Linked DNA regions of Homo sapiens: region 2 is linked to region 1. A link is a contact called in ENCODE Hi-C or POLR2A ChIA-PET data. All regions are on one chromosome and are shown on one strand. Each heading gives the region's core, a stretch centred on a gene start or an enhancer-like site at or near the end of the contact. The rest is flanking DNA. Distances are from core to core; before and after follow the strand shown. Region 1 overlaps RCSD1 (RCSD domain containing 1). Region 2 has its middle 75 kb from the start of MPZL1.

Region 1 (7,371 bases), core at 2,653-5,152:
GCTACAGGGAGGCAGAGGTAGGAGTCTGGGGCTACATCCCTCAGCTGGATGCTAGGAGGGGTGCTGGAGTTCTGGGATCCCTTCTGAGAGACCCCTGTTACTTATTTAGGAGCCCTGCAGCCTCCTGGAGTGACAGGTAGCACCACCCTATTCCTGCAGCCGGGTGGAATCAGGGCTTCTCAGTTTGAATTAAATTTCAGGTAGACACTGCAGAGCCCTCCCCACCCTCCACAGGGTAGGCTCATGGCCAGAAACCAGAGATGCTTGCCTTAACCCCCAGTCAGGCTGGGATCCAAATCCCTAGGCTCTCCCATGGCTGGGAAGTACAGAGGCTGTGGCTATTCGTCTTGACACCTCTGATGCCTTCAGAATGAAGTTGGTGAGCCGGTGCTCTCAGTTGGGCCTGGATGGGAGGTATGGTGCACAAGCACCTTGTTCCTTCTCCTGGGTGGCTGGACAGAGGGTGGGGTGAGAACAGGAACCTCTCCTACAGCCCCCACCTGGACATAACATGCCTGCCTCTCCTCCGCACTTTAGCTTCTGCCATTCCCCCACGGGGAACATCTTCCTCCCACCTTTTCAGCCACGCATTCCTTAAGGACGGGCTCAGGACATAGGTGTTTCATAAAACATTCATTAATTACTCTGGCCCACTCTACTCTCTTCTTGCTCTGAAATTCTAGAATGGTGGGTCTCACCTGGGATCTGGGGTGGGAGACAATTTTGCCTCCAGGGGACATTGACAATGTCTAGAGACATTTTTCATTGTCACAACTTGTTGGAGAGTGCTACTGGCATCAATGGGTGGGAAAGGGATGCTGCTGAACATCTTGCCGTGCACGAGACAGCCCCTGCAACAACACTATCCAGCTCGAGTAATGCCAAGGCTGAGAAACCCTGGTCTTGAGCAGCAGGAGCCGGGCAGTGACCCACAGTGGAGATCTCTGGCATCAGCTCCTTTTATTATATCACCTGTGAAAGCTCTGTCTCCACAAGACTGTGAGTTCAGGACCAGTGTCTTCTGCTTAATTACAGTCCCAGGGAGCCAGCCAGCCCTGGGCACGGGAGGTGAGGGCTCTGGGCACACAGGGTTACTGGTGGAGAGGTTGGACAGGATACTTCCCAAATAACAAATTTGTCCAGACTGGTGCAGTGTGCAGCAACTGAACACCAGCCCTATGCAGGGCTGAAATGGTTTGTGGCTGCATTCAGGCCTTGGGAGAGAGGCGTTGGCTATTTCAAAGTGTTTATGGCAACTATGGTGTCCTTTCCCGTAAGACTCTTTTTTTTTCTTTTCGTTTTTGAAGACAGGAGCTTGCTCTGTTACTCAGGCTGGAGTGTAGTGAAGTGACCTCAGCTCAATACAGTCTCAACCTCCTGGGCCCAAGCGATCCTCTCACCTCGGTCTTCAGAGTAGCTGGGACTACAGGTGCACATCACCATGCCTGGCTAATTTTAAAATTTTTTGTAGAGATAGTGTCTCACTATGTTGCCCAGTCTGGTCTTGAACTCCTGGGCTCACGTGATCCTCCAGCCTCAGCCTCCCAAAGTGCTGGGATTATAGGGGTGAGCCCAGCCCCATACAGACTCTTGAGGTATCCCGTTACCCATCAACCCCCACCACTAAATGTCAAATACATGAGCTTGTGCTTGATGTGGTCCTTATGTTAGTTCTTTTCCCTCAGGCAGGGCTGTGAGATCCTTATCGTTTACTGCAATTTGATCACTGGCTGATTATTGGGGCCAATTATGCAGGTGACACATAGGCTACCCCTATGAGCCTCAAAGTCATGCAAATTTTGGATAAGAAGTGGAGTTAGATAAAAGGTAGCAATAGACAATGAATTCTGCACTTACCTGAAGCTTCTCAATCAGAGGCGAGCTCTTGACCTTGAATTTAGGAGGGTGGCTCGCATTGGGTGGTGATTTCTATGGAGCAAATCAACCAAAACAACCAGATAAGTAAGGTGAGGAAAGTGGGGTTCTGGTTGGAACCCAAAAGCCACAGGCAGAAGGAGAAGAGAAGTTGGTGTTGCCACTTTCTCATTAGTTCAGTAGCCCACATACTTCATTAGGGCCTGGGCGACGTGAACTTTCCCCCTCCCTCCCTCATCCCACCACAGCAAGATCTTCAAATCAGAATTAGAGAAGTCAGCGCCGACATCCTTAACACAGAAGGTCTCTCCCAGGAAGAGTGACTTCATTGTTGTTATGAAGGAAAACTATATCTGAGCAAGATCTTCACCTCATGACCTTCAACACTGTGAATCAACAATTTGGGGGATTTCAAAGACAAAGGGCAAAAATTACCATCCTGTTTGTCACACACACAACAAGAAACCAGACCAGGATGACAGAGGTATGACTGGAATTCCTCCCTGGACCCAGTGATATTTTGGAAAATCCCATCGATGGCATGATTTATAAATTATGATTTTCCAAAATGTTGAATATTTGAATATTCTTTTTCTTTTCTTTTCTTTTTTTTTTTTTTTTTGAGACAGAGTCCTGCTTGTTCCTCAATCTGGAGTGCAATGGCGCAATCTCGGCTCACTGCAACCTTCGCCTCCTGGGTTCAAGCAATTCTCCTGTCTCTGCCTCCCAAGTAGCTGGAATTACAGGCATGCACCACCATGCCTGGCTAGTTTTTGTATTTTTAGTAGAGACAGGGTTTCACCATGTTGGCCAGGTTGGTCTCGAACTCCTGACCTCAGGTGATCCACCCACCTCCCAAAGTGCTGGGATTACAGGCGTGAGCCACCACGCCCAGCCTGAATATTCTTTTTAACCAAGTAAACATTTACTGAGTATTTACTACGTCCCAGACATTGTGTGGGTCATACAAAGATGAGCATGATTCAGTCTCGGTGGCAGGAGCAGTCCGTGGCTGATGCATGTGTTACATAATCATACGTACTCTCTGTTAGTTGTAGATATTTTTGTGATGAATGAATGCCAGGAATCTTGTCTGCCTTCGGGATCCATATCATGTAAAAATATTAACTCTGTGTTTTGCGTAAAATCCCCACAAACATGTGAGAATGGTGACAGTGATAGGATGATGATGATGAAGAAAAGGAAGAGGATGACTTCCATGTGGTTGGACAGAGGCCAAGGCAGAGGAGGGATCTCCCCATAGTGTGGAGACCAATGTGTATGACCTGCTCCTTGACCCCATGTACTAATTTTCCTGAACAATAAGAAGAACTACACTGATCTCTTAGGAAGATTCTGAGATATTTATAATGTGAGATGATTGTGTTTTAGTGATGGAAGGAGGGAGGCTCACCCAACTGAACTCCTCGTGATCTTTTTACAGCCCAACACCAAGGGAGAGCATGGGCTGGACTTACAGGATCCCCACTCCTTCTAATTCTAGTTTTGGCAGGAGCCAGACGAAGCCCTTGGCCTCAGCCTCCTCTACCAAGATGCAGCTGGGCGGGAATAAATGATTCTAAGGACTCCTGCTGCCTCTGCCTCCATGTGTCTTCACTGTCGGGTATGTTCCTATAGCAGTCTTTCAAGGAGCTTTTTATCTAGGATGAGTATAAAGAGCTTCCAGCCCCAATGGAAGTGCCCTTGGTTTCTGTGCTTTACAGGGAAATTTCACACGGGCTGGGGTTTTCAGAGAAACTTTTAGAAACTGCAGCAACAATTTTGCTGATAAAGCTCACTTCATGTAATATTATTAGTTCTTCTCTTCCCCAGCTGACCACTGATTTCTGAAGTCTGTGGAAATTCAGTGGACCCTGCCCCTTAAACACAGTATAGTACTGGGGACCCAGCTGATGCTCCATAAAACCCTATTGATTTGAATTGCAAAGCAGAAAGAATCCAAAATAGCCTCTAGTGCAGTTCCTGGAAATGACAGCAGGTGGCATCATTTCCCTTACGGTTTAACAAGGGGCTTCAGGCAAGCGGCTGAGACTAACAATCCGGTGGAGAAAAACCAGCCTTCCATCCCTGTATATGTATATATATAGCTGTATTTACATGACATTATTACCACGTCTAGAAACTACGGACTAATTTCCAGATGGGAATGCTTTTCAGCCTTTTCTGAGTATAGGAGGCAGGATCTGTGGCTGCATTAAACACCCAACTTCAGCTGGTTCTTCCAGAGAGGGGTAACTCTTGGTCACCCTGCCATCAGGAGGGGCCCTGCAGTCAGCAGGTGCTGTCAGGGGGCTGACCCCACTGTCTCAGACCTGAGCAAGCATAGCGGGGCAGGGATGAAATGACCCTTCCTGGCACTGTGCATTGGGAACCGAGGGGTAGCCTGACCGGGTCCCTCCCTGCAGGCCCCCAAGGTTTCCAGCATTAGAGCCTCTGCAGGCTGAGCTACAGGAGTATGGAAGGAGAAATGTGGACAGCAGCCTCCAATTAGCCCTGCCAGACAAAGCAGGCTGCTCATTTTATTTCTATGTGAATTTCTTTTCTTTTTTTTTTTTTTTTGAGACGGAGTCTTGCTGTGTCACCCAGGCTGGAGTGCGGTGGCGCGATCTAGGCTCACTGCAAGCTCCGCCTCCGGGGTTCACGCCATTCTCCTGCCTAAGCCTCTCGAGTAGCTGGGACTACAGGCGCCTGCCACCACGCCTGCTAATTTTTTGTATTTTTAGTAGAGACGGGGTTTCACCGTGTTAGCCAGGATGGTCTCAATCTCCTGACCTCGTGATCCGCCCACCTCGGCCTCTCAAAGTGCTGGGATTACAGGCGTGAGCCACTACGCCCTGCTTCTATGTGAATTTCAAGGCCACGAAAAGTCATTGATCCCTGGAGGTAGTGTCCTTTCAATGTGCGAGCAGCCTGTCACTCCAGGCAGGATTTTCTAAAATCCGCCCTTGGACTTAACCAGCCCTTGGCCATTATAAGCCATTTAACTTCTGGGTGATGTGCCCCATGGGGTGAAACCTGTGAATGCATTTCCACAGAGCTGCCAGGATGGAGCTGTTTAACCCAATCACTAGCCTAACTCCCTCTGCTTTTACTCTAGGGGATAAAACTTCCCTAGCCAGCCTCCCTGATCTATCTGGTTAGTGATTTTGTCCTCAATTTCACAAATAAGAAAAATGATTCGGTATGGTGTGGTGACTTCTCCTGGGCCAAGCCCAGGCTATCAGGGGGCAGTCTCACATTAAGCTCTGAGTGGCCATAACCTCAACCCATTGCATAGCAGTGGAGACACTGAGCCCAGAGGTTGAAGGTTACAAGGAGAAGTTGATTCTCTGGAAAGAGAGGTTGTTGGTATGTGTTTGGTCACAGCACTGGCTGATGACCCCATAAAGCCACAGAATCATATTGTTGGCACTTGAAGAGACCCAAGGAAAACCTCAGTGTTTTTAAACTGTGCTCCTTGGGGTTCTCATCCAAGAATAAGACCCTTGGTCAGTGGGGAGAGAGTATTCTGAGAGCATTTGGGGCTCCAGGCCTCCCCTCCCCCATCTCACTTGGCCTGGGGCAGCGATGAGTTTCTGCTTTATCTTGTGGGCTTCTGTTTATAAGCCTTAGGTTGACAAAAAGGCTTGAAAACCATTGATCTATTTCAGCTGTTTCACTTTATAGATGAGAAAATGTAGGCATTAAGATGCTTGCCCAAGTTCACATAGGGCACCTAATGGCTATTGTCAGGATGCTGGTCCCCAAAAAAGAAGGGGAGAATAAAGAGGTTGTTGAAGTGGAATTTGGGAATGACATTGTCTTTGGCTTGCTTGCTGTATTTTGGGGTTGGCCTCCCAGGTGAGATGACAGAACATACAAATCCATTTCTGGCACAGACTATGACCACAGTGAAGGTTCATGGGTTGCTGGCATAAGGTGTGGAGAAGGCACTCCTGCAGCTACAATTAGATAAATAAAGATAGGAGAATATGCAGGCTAAGAACCTATTACTGGCTATGATCTATGATACCAGAGCCTTTATTATGTTGGTAACGTTGGCTATTTATATCTGAGGGCAACGAGGCCTCCTGTGCGCTCTGGTTTTCTTCCAGTGATCTTGAACAATAGCCAGGCTTTACAAGGATACTGCAGAATCACGGGGTTTTCTCATGCTTCCGTCCTGCCCTATGTAAGTGTAGCCCCCTTTCCAGGTACCTTCTCCACACCTTATTCCAAGATCACCTAAGTCAGATCTGGGAATAAAACAGAACTTTCCTGGCTCCTGAATTGGGTCTGTTAATAATATATGACCCATTCTCTTTGCTAAAATTCTCAGGCTTGGAAAATAGTGTTCGTGTCCTTGACAAATCATAAAGGAGCCTCAGTAAAAGGGAGCAGGGAGGAGCCTAGTTTCCAAAGTAAACGATTCAGGAAACATTTAAGAGGAGATTCACTCTGAAATGGAGAAATTCCCTGCACAGAGTCTGAGCTTTAAAGTATGAGTTTGGTGCCCCCTCCTCCAAACTTTCCTCAAGAAGAGGAAAGAAAACCCATCACAGCATCCTCTGAGCCCCAACAGCAGCACTTACCTCCTCACCATTCTGGCCCAGGTCTACCTTGGGGGGGAACAGGGGGAGGGAACAGGGCGGTTTCCTTCGGGTTGGTTTACTGGCTGGTGTCTGGAGGGAGGGCGACAGACAGACACACAGAGAAAAAGAGAGCACTGATCAGGCAACAGGGAGGAAGAGCAAGGAAATGGAAACTGGTTTCAGGAAGGTTTAGGGATTTAGGAATGTTAGGATGTTAGGGAAGTGTAGGAATATTTAAGAATGGAGGAAGGGAACTGCGTGTCTTTGGGACAGCCTGCTTACTATTTAAATTAATTCTATTTACCATCTACCCATTTTGACTTTCACCCTCTCCACTCCATTTCCTTTCCTGCTAGAATATCCACTTTTACTTGAGATTCACCGACCTGAATCACATTCAGTTTTCAGGCAGTGCCAGCACCTGAGATCAATGCTATCTTCTTTATCCTTTATGACATGCCTGTACTGTCTAGAAATTATGAACCTGATCTTTCAGATGGGAAAACAAAACCCCGAAATAGTGCACCTAAAAATGCAAGGCAAATAAGTACTCACTTGCCCCAAGGGGCCACGATAGATTTCTCTCCACCTTGGGGCACCCTTCCCTCATCTCACTTGTTTGTATTTATTTATTTTGAGACTGAGTTTCGCTCTTGTTGCCCGGGCTGGAGTGCAATGTTACCATCTCGGCTCACTGAAACCTCCACCTCCTGGGTTCAAGCGATTCTCCTGCCTCAGCCTCCTGAGTAGCTGGGCTTACAGGCATGTGCCACCACGCCCGGCCAATTTTGTATTTTTAGTGGAGACGGGGTTTCTCCATGTTGGTCAGGCTGGTCGCGAACTCCCAACCTTAAGTGATCTGCCTGCCTCGGCCTCCCAAAGTGCTGAAATTACAGGCGTGAGC
Region 2 (7,371 bases), core at 2,031-4,530, 110 kb before region 1:
GCCAGAGTCTTTCACATGCTTCTGCCTCAAAGCGCCTGCTTCTGACTGCTATGGGTTGGGTTTATCAGTTGGTCCCTGTTTTTCCCCCAGGCTCTTCCAGGACTGCTGCTGTTTGGGGCTGTCTCCTCTTTGAGCTCATCAATGGCAGGGATTCTGTTGCTCTTATCTTTATTTCTAATTTATTTTTAGTTTTTGGAGACAGGGTCTCGTTTTGTCTGAAGTGCAGCGGCACAATGATTATAGCTTACTGCAGCCTTGACCTCCCAGGCTCAAGTGATCCTCCCATCTTACCCTCCCGCCCTTGCCCCCAGCCCCCACCACCCACTATCCCTGAGTAGCTGGGGCTAATTTTTAAATTCTTTCTAGAGATAGAGGCCTCATTATGTAGCCCAGGTTGGTCTCAAACTCCTGGGCTCAAGCAATCCTCCCACTTCGGCTTCTCAAAGTGCTGGGATTACAGGCGTGAGCCATCACGCCCAGCCAGCCCTCATCTTTATATCCCAGAACTTGGCATAAGGTCAAAGCTTAGAAGACCTTCAGCAAGCTCTATCTTGTTCTCAGATGCATTGTAGCACTTTGCAATGTGTGGGACATCATAGGCTATAAATTATATTGAGTGAGTAAAGAGTGTATGCTGTCTATCCACGAGAAAGTGTCAGCCACCAGACCACTGCTGTGGGGGGTACCCCCATCCCCACCATGAAAAAAAAAAGGCTATGGAGGATTCTGAGCTTGTGTGCATATAACCTGACACAACTATCTAAAACGTTGCCAACCCCTGTGTGGTCTGCACCAGTGTCATCCAATAGAACTTTCTGCAATGAAGGAAATGTTCTGTATCTGCACTGATCAATATGGTAGTCACAAGACACACATGTAGCCACTGAACACTTGCAGTATGGTAATGTGACTAGAGATATAAATTTTAAATGTTATTAATTTTAATTAAGTTTAGCTGGGTGCGGTGGCTCATGCCTGTAATCCCAGCACTTTTTTTTTTTTTTTTTTTTTTTGAGATGGGGTCTCTCTCAGTCACCCAGGCTTCAGTGCAGTGGCACAATCACGGCTCACTATAGCCTCCGCTTCCTGGGCTGAAGCAGCCCCCCCACCTGAGCATCCTGAGCAGTTGGGACTACAGGCATGTGCCACCACACCCGGCTATTTTTTTATGTATTTTTTTTTGTAGAGACAGGGTATCACTGTGGCAAGCCAGGTCTCACTAACGCAGGCCTCCATTACAACTGTCCCAGCTCTGACTGAGTAGCTAGGTTAAACATTAAAGCTGATTGAGCCAGTGCCCTTATACAAAGGGCGGAATGTAACAAAGAGCCCACCAAGAGTTGTGCCTAGGCTTTTCCTGGGCCTTGAAGCATGACAAGATAATGAAGGAATTCTTAACAGGACCCTTTTACGATTAAACAAGTTTTATTGGGGGTCTGAAGAAACTCCCCAGGCCTCCACAAACAAGTTTACTGGGATCTAAAGGAACTCCCCAAACCTTTATGATTTAACAGGAGACAAGATAAGGGTAATCACCCCAGCACCTACACCTATTTACATTAAGTAAATTTACTGAGGCTCCAGAAGAAGGTCTTCAGGACTCAGACCTTAGTCATAGATTAAAAGAAGTTAATCACTTATGTCTTTAGATTAATGCACACTTACACACAGACATATAGCTTGAAGGTATATACACTCTGAAAAACTTCGTAATTTTGAGTTGTTCTGGCAATAATTTCCAGGCCTTCTCCCTGTAACTGGTTACAGAAATAAAAACTCTCTTCCTCCCCAGTTCATCTGCATCTCATTATTGGGCTGCGAGACATAGCAGCCTGACCCTCAGTTTGGTTTGAGAACATCACCATGTTGCCAAGGCTAATCCCAGCACTTTAGGACATTGAGGCAGGAGGACTGATTGAGCCCAGAAGCTCAAGACCAGCCTGGGCAACAGAGCAAGATCCAGTCTCTACAAAAAATTAATTAAAAAAAAATTAGTCAGGTGTGGTGGCATGCATCTGTAGTCCCAGCTCTCAGGAGGCTGAGGCGGGAGGACTGCTCGAACCCAGGAGTTTGAGGCTGTAGTGAGCTGTGATTGCACCATTGCACTCAAGCCTGGGCAACAGAGTGAGGCCCCATCTCTTTCATTAAAAAAAAAAAGTAGGGTCGGGTGTGGTGGCTCATGCCTGTAATCCCAGTACTTTGGGAGGCCGAGGCAGGTGGATCACTTGAGGTCAGGAGTTCAAGACCAGCCTGGTCAACGTGGTGAAACCCCATCTCTACTAAAAATACAAAAAATTAGCCGGGCGTGGCGGCACACACCTGTAGTCCCAGCTACTCGGGAGGCTGAGAGGGGAGAATCACTTGAACCCAGGAGGTGGAGGTTGCAGTGAGCCGAGATCGTGCCATTGTACTCCAGCCTGGGTGACAGAGCGAGACTCCATCTCAAAAAAAAAAAAAAAGAATGTGGAACATTTTACAAAACCTTGTCCAAGATCTTGCCGGCCCAGCAGAATCCCCTGTCTAAAACAAACAAACAAACAAACAAAATTAAATGGCCACATGTAGCCAGTGGCTGCCATGTAGTACAGTGTAGGTCTGTGCCTATCTCCATTAACCTTAACATGCCAAAACAAAGCCACCGAAGGTTGAACTGAGATGTTTCTATAGCACAGAATGATATCAACTTGGATGAGAAGAGAGGTACTAATATATAAGAGAAAATATATCAGGCTGGAGAGGCAAACCCTTTTATCAATATGTAGTTATCCAATTCTTGTGATTCCAGGATATCAATTTAGTGCTTAGTAACAGATTAGATATTAGTCTAATGCACAGGTACTACATTGGCTAAGCTGCTCCTATTTCTCTATCCTCCTTCATATGACCTCTCTGCCTCTACCAGAAGAACCTGCATTTTGCCGTGACTTTAATGGCATGCCTACTGATGGGAGGAGGAGGTGTGATGGGTAGCCATAGAACTACAATCTAAAAGCTTGAAATTAATTTGAATCAACACAATTTACAATAGAAACCACAAATTTTTTACTTTCTCTTATGGTATTTTTTAGAGAGGATATGGAAGAAGGCCAGTTATTTCCAGCCAAGTACAAGCTCTCCTCCTAAGTTTATTTCATGTATCTCCCTCGGGTATTTTTCTCTCTTGCTCAACCTCAATTAGTCAGCATTAAATGATTACCACGACCTCCTCTCCAAGAGCCTGGTGTGTCAGAGGGACTCAGGCAGCACTCAGCAGTGTGATCTCCTTGCCAGTGAGGCAGTGTTGTTTCATCTTCCTGTAACCCCATGAGCTCAGTTCAGCTTCCTTGGCTGCAGGACACTGAGCAGTGTGGGACTTGCTGGCTGCTGGGAACTGTGTGTTCCACAGATGCTTGACATTCTTGGGACCCAGGTACTTGATCAAGCTTTTCAGAAAGTTTTCCCCTGCTGAGGCAACCTTCTTCAGGAATAGCTTACAAGTAAAAGACTAAGGCTTTTTCTCAGATAGGAACATCCAGACGCGTTATAGACAAACATCTGGGATTCTGCTGGGCCGGCAAGATCATGGACGAGATTTTGTAAAATGTTCCACATTCTTTTTTTTTTTTTTTTTTTTTTTTTTGAGACGGAGTCTCGCTTGTTGCCCAGGCTGGAGTACAATGGCACGATCTCAGCTCACTGCAACCTCCACCTCCTGGGTTCAAGTGATTCTCCCCTTCTCCCCGCTCAGCCTCCCGAGTAGCTGGGACTACAGGAGCATGCCACCGCCCCCGGCTAATTTTTTGTATTTTTAGTAGAGATGGGGTTTCACCATGTTGACCAGGCTGGTCTTTAACTCCTGACCTCAAGTGATCCGCCTGCCTCGGCCTCCCAAATTGTTGGGATTACAGGCATGAGCCACTGCACCCGGCCAAATGTTCCACATTCCTATGAATCTATTGTACCTTCTAAGAGATTCCCTACAAAATATATTTAAAAGTTCTTTCTTTTAAAAGAAACTTTGTAATTTAAAAAATAATTCTATTCAAAGGCAGAGAAAGAACCAACAATGTACTCTAGTATTGAAATTCAGTTTCCTTGGAGTCCTTATCACAGAATGAGAAACCTCAGGCCTTAAGATGGTTTTTAGCTGTTCTATCCCCCGCTCCCATAGCAGAGCAGTGACTCAGGTATAAATACCTGAAATCATTTAATGCCCTGAAGGGCAAAGTAACCAGAATTTTGTCAGCCCCACAGCACGGAGGGCAAGGCTTGAAAGCAAATCTGCACCACATCCTCTTCACAGAGGTAGGGAGATTTTAAAAGACAAACAAACAAACAAACCCAGCCCTTCCTTATATTCTGCAACACTAAAGGCCAGCTCCACAAAGGCCACAGTGAAGAAATGGATGGACAAACAAATCCAAAAGCCTGAGCCAAGAAGGGACAATAGCTTCACATCCTGTTTGCAGGAGGAAATGGAAGCTGGAAGCAGCAGTTCCCTACGGACCCCTTTGGGCTTTACGTCTATGTTTTCTTCTTTGCAAACACAGCCAGGTCTCCCGTGGATTCTAGAGCTCCCTCCTGCCTTCCACTCCCAGTTGTTTTTCTAACAACCCAAGACTCAGTCAAACTTGAGAGCAGCCAGTGTGCTCTGTGGCCAGCTCCTGATGGCTTTAGGAAGGATGTGAGGAGGGCAGGGGAGCTTGTGAGCCACTTTCATCGCTCTCAGATATTAGATCCCATTTCCAAGGCCAAGGACGTGACTGATTCTGTGTTGCTTCTCTGAGCCTGCAAATTATTTGGCTTTTCTTCCTTAATAGCTCATGAAGGCAAATGACAATTACAGCACTACTTGTAATAGCCAATAACAAAACAACTGGAAACAACCTATCCAGAAGATCAGAAATGGTTTAAAATGCAAAGGCTGGCTGCGGTGGCTTATGCCTGTAATCCCAGCACTTTGGGAGACCGAGGTGGGCGGATCACCTTAAGTTGGGAGTTTGAGACCAGCCTGACCAACATGGAGAAACCCTGTCTCTACTAAAAATACCAAATTAGCAGGGCATGGTGACGCATGCCTGTAATCCCAGCTTGGGAGGCTGAGGCAGGAGAATCGCTTGAACTTGGGAGGTGGAGGTTGTGGTGAGCTGAGATCACGCCATTGCACTCCAGCCTGGGCAACAAGAGTGAAACTCTGTTTAAAATAGAAAGAAAAAAAGAAATGGTTTAAAATATTCCGGCGCATCTACAAAAGACAAAGTCCTGCAGGTGCTATTATCTAATGACCTAGTTCTTCATGCTGAAACTTCTCTGCCATAATGCTAAGGGAAGAAAGCAAACTGCAGAGCACCATGATCCCATTTTGGGTTTAAAAATAGGCAAAAAAAAAAAAAAAAAAAAAACTTTACCAGAACTATGTTTGGATCCTGACTGGAAGAAACCACTTGTAAAATGCCATTTTTTAAGACAAGGGAAACTTGAATATTAACTGGGTAATAATATATAAAACCAAGGATTTTGTTTGTAAAAAATGTGTTTTAGGACAGGTTTTTGTTAAATGTGACAAGATATTGTGATTATGTAAGAAAATGTCCACATTTTTAAAAGATGCACAGTGAAGAATGTAGGGGTGCACTTACATGATTTTGGGATTTGTTTTAAAATAATTCAGAAAAGAGGAAAAAAGAAAAAAGGGGCTGGATAAAATAAGTATTGAAGATAATAAGTGTATGCAGGTTGATTTTACTATTCTCTCTTCTTTTGTATATGTTTACATTTTTCTTTTTTTGCCATCTCACCAATTTAATAAAAAGCAGAAAATTCAATCAATCATCAGTCAATCTTTTCATTTCCAAAAGGATCAAATAACCTATGGGGCATTAATAGGATCTATTCTTTTAATGTCTTCAAGGAACAACCAGAACGTTTTAAGCAATTTTCAGTATGATGATACAAATAATTGAAACAATTATCTTTCAAGTTTCCTGTCTAACTGGGTATTTCAAACAAAAATGCTAATATTGCTGAAGTGAGTTGATACATGCTCTGAAATCCCCACATCACTTGACACCTCTGGGAAATTTAAGTGGCCTTCATATTTCAAGCTCATTAATACCAGTGGAAATCATACCTGCAATAAGAGAGATGAACTTTCAGCACATAGGAAGCTGCCTTTCCATCACTGATGAACAGGGTGTAACAGAAAGGTGACTCCAGGCTGTATGTGAGTCGTAATTCCTGTCATGTAGTTTTGTTACACTCAGCCAGTCATATACTTTTATTTTCACCTCTTTTGGGCAACAATAGGAATTTGTGAAATGGTTTTTGTGGAGTCAAGAGTAAGTCTGTGGTTGGCATTATGAATCTCTGATGCCATGGCCAGAATCTCTGCCTACCTACTTTCTCTATCTAAATCAGGACACATCTATTATTGTATCACTGGAAAAAACTGAGACAGATCATAGAGCTGAACATAATCCAAGATACACATAAAGCTATGAGTAAAGTTAATGTACAAAGTGTATATGGAGTGTACAATCTGTGTACAGTGGTAGAAAGTGACCCACAAATTTGGCTAGGACCTAGAGAATAGCAAAAGCAAAGAGACAAATACAATCAGTGACAAGTCAGTGCACATGACTAGTTTGAAACAAAATATTCATAAGAAACAGTTTTCCTGGTGTATTACTTGTTTTCACGCTGCTATAAAAGATACCTGGGACTGAAGGCCAGGTGTGGTGGCTCACGCCTGTAATCCCAGCACTTTGGGAGGCCAAGGCGGGCAGATCACCTGAGGTCAGGAGTTCGAGACCAGCCTGGCCAACATGGTGAAACCCTATCTCCGCTACAATACAAAAAAAAATTAGCCGGGAATGGTGGCGCATGCCTGTAATCCCAGCTACCCAGGAGGCTGAGGCAGGGGAATCGCTTGAACCCAGGAGGTGGAGGTTGCAGTGAGCCGAGATCGTGCTACTACACTCCAGCCTGGGCGACAGAGTGAGACTCCATCTCAAAAAACAAACAAACAAACAAAAAACAAACAAAAACAAAACCCCAAGACTGGGTAATTTATGAAGAAAAGAGGTTTAATTGGCTCACCGTTCTGCAGGTTACACAGGAAGCATAGCGTCTTTGGCTTCTGGTGAGGCCCCAGAAAGCTTCCAAATATGGCGGAAGGCAAAGGGGTAGTGAGGCTTCTCATGAGGCGTCTCACGTGGCGGGAGGAGGAGCGAGAGAGCAGAGTGGGAGGGTGCTGCATACTTTTAAACAAACAGGTCCCATGAGAACTCACAATCACGAGAACAGTACCAAGGAGGACGGTGCTAAACCATTCATTAGAAATCTACCCACTGTGATCCAATCACCTCCCACCAGGCCTCACCTCCAATGCTG

Evidence for each region. A loop is a pair of places that touch in the nucleus more often than their neighbours do. ChIA-PET counts read pairs that join two places held with the same protein, here RNA polymerase II (POLR2A). Pooled maps may share reads with other maps.
Region 2: a pooled map shows a loop between it and region 1 (4-fold over the local background). The contact joins two enhancer-like sites. A Hi-C loop is called at or near these places in 3 of 168 maps with a recorded cell type or tissue (CD4-positive, alpha-beta memory T cell, HepG2 and PC-3), 1 of 37 single-sample maps with no recorded cell type and 16 of 50 pooled maps. POLR2A ChIA-PET finds 5 or more read pairs at or near these places in 4 of 52 experiments (BJ, OCI-LY7, Panc1 and 1 more).

The regions. Positions count from the first base shown.
Region 1 is chr1:167,684,607-167,691,977 of GRCh38, reverse strand. RCSD1 (RCSD domain containing 1) reads right to left here. Exons shown (of 7, transcript NM_052862.4): 3 at 6,468-6,557; 4 at 1,858-1,929. Among named protein-coding and RNA genes, the nearest start is that of TRP-CGG1-1, 26 kb to the left of the region's middle. RefSeq lists enhancers at 1,529-2,728, 3,956-4,135. Within about 2 kb of position 3,902, at least 7 of the 41 ENCODE cell types and tissues checked have a DNase peak (open chromatin) inside an H3K27ac peak, as active enhancers do.
Region 2 is chr1:167,793,105-167,800,475 of GRCh38, reverse strand. No RefSeq gene overlaps it. Among named protein-coding and RNA genes, the nearest start is that of MPZL1, 75 kb to the right of the region's middle. Within about 2 kb of position 3,280, at least 26 of the 41 ENCODE cell types and tissues checked have a DNase peak (open chromatin) inside an H3K27ac peak, as active enhancers do.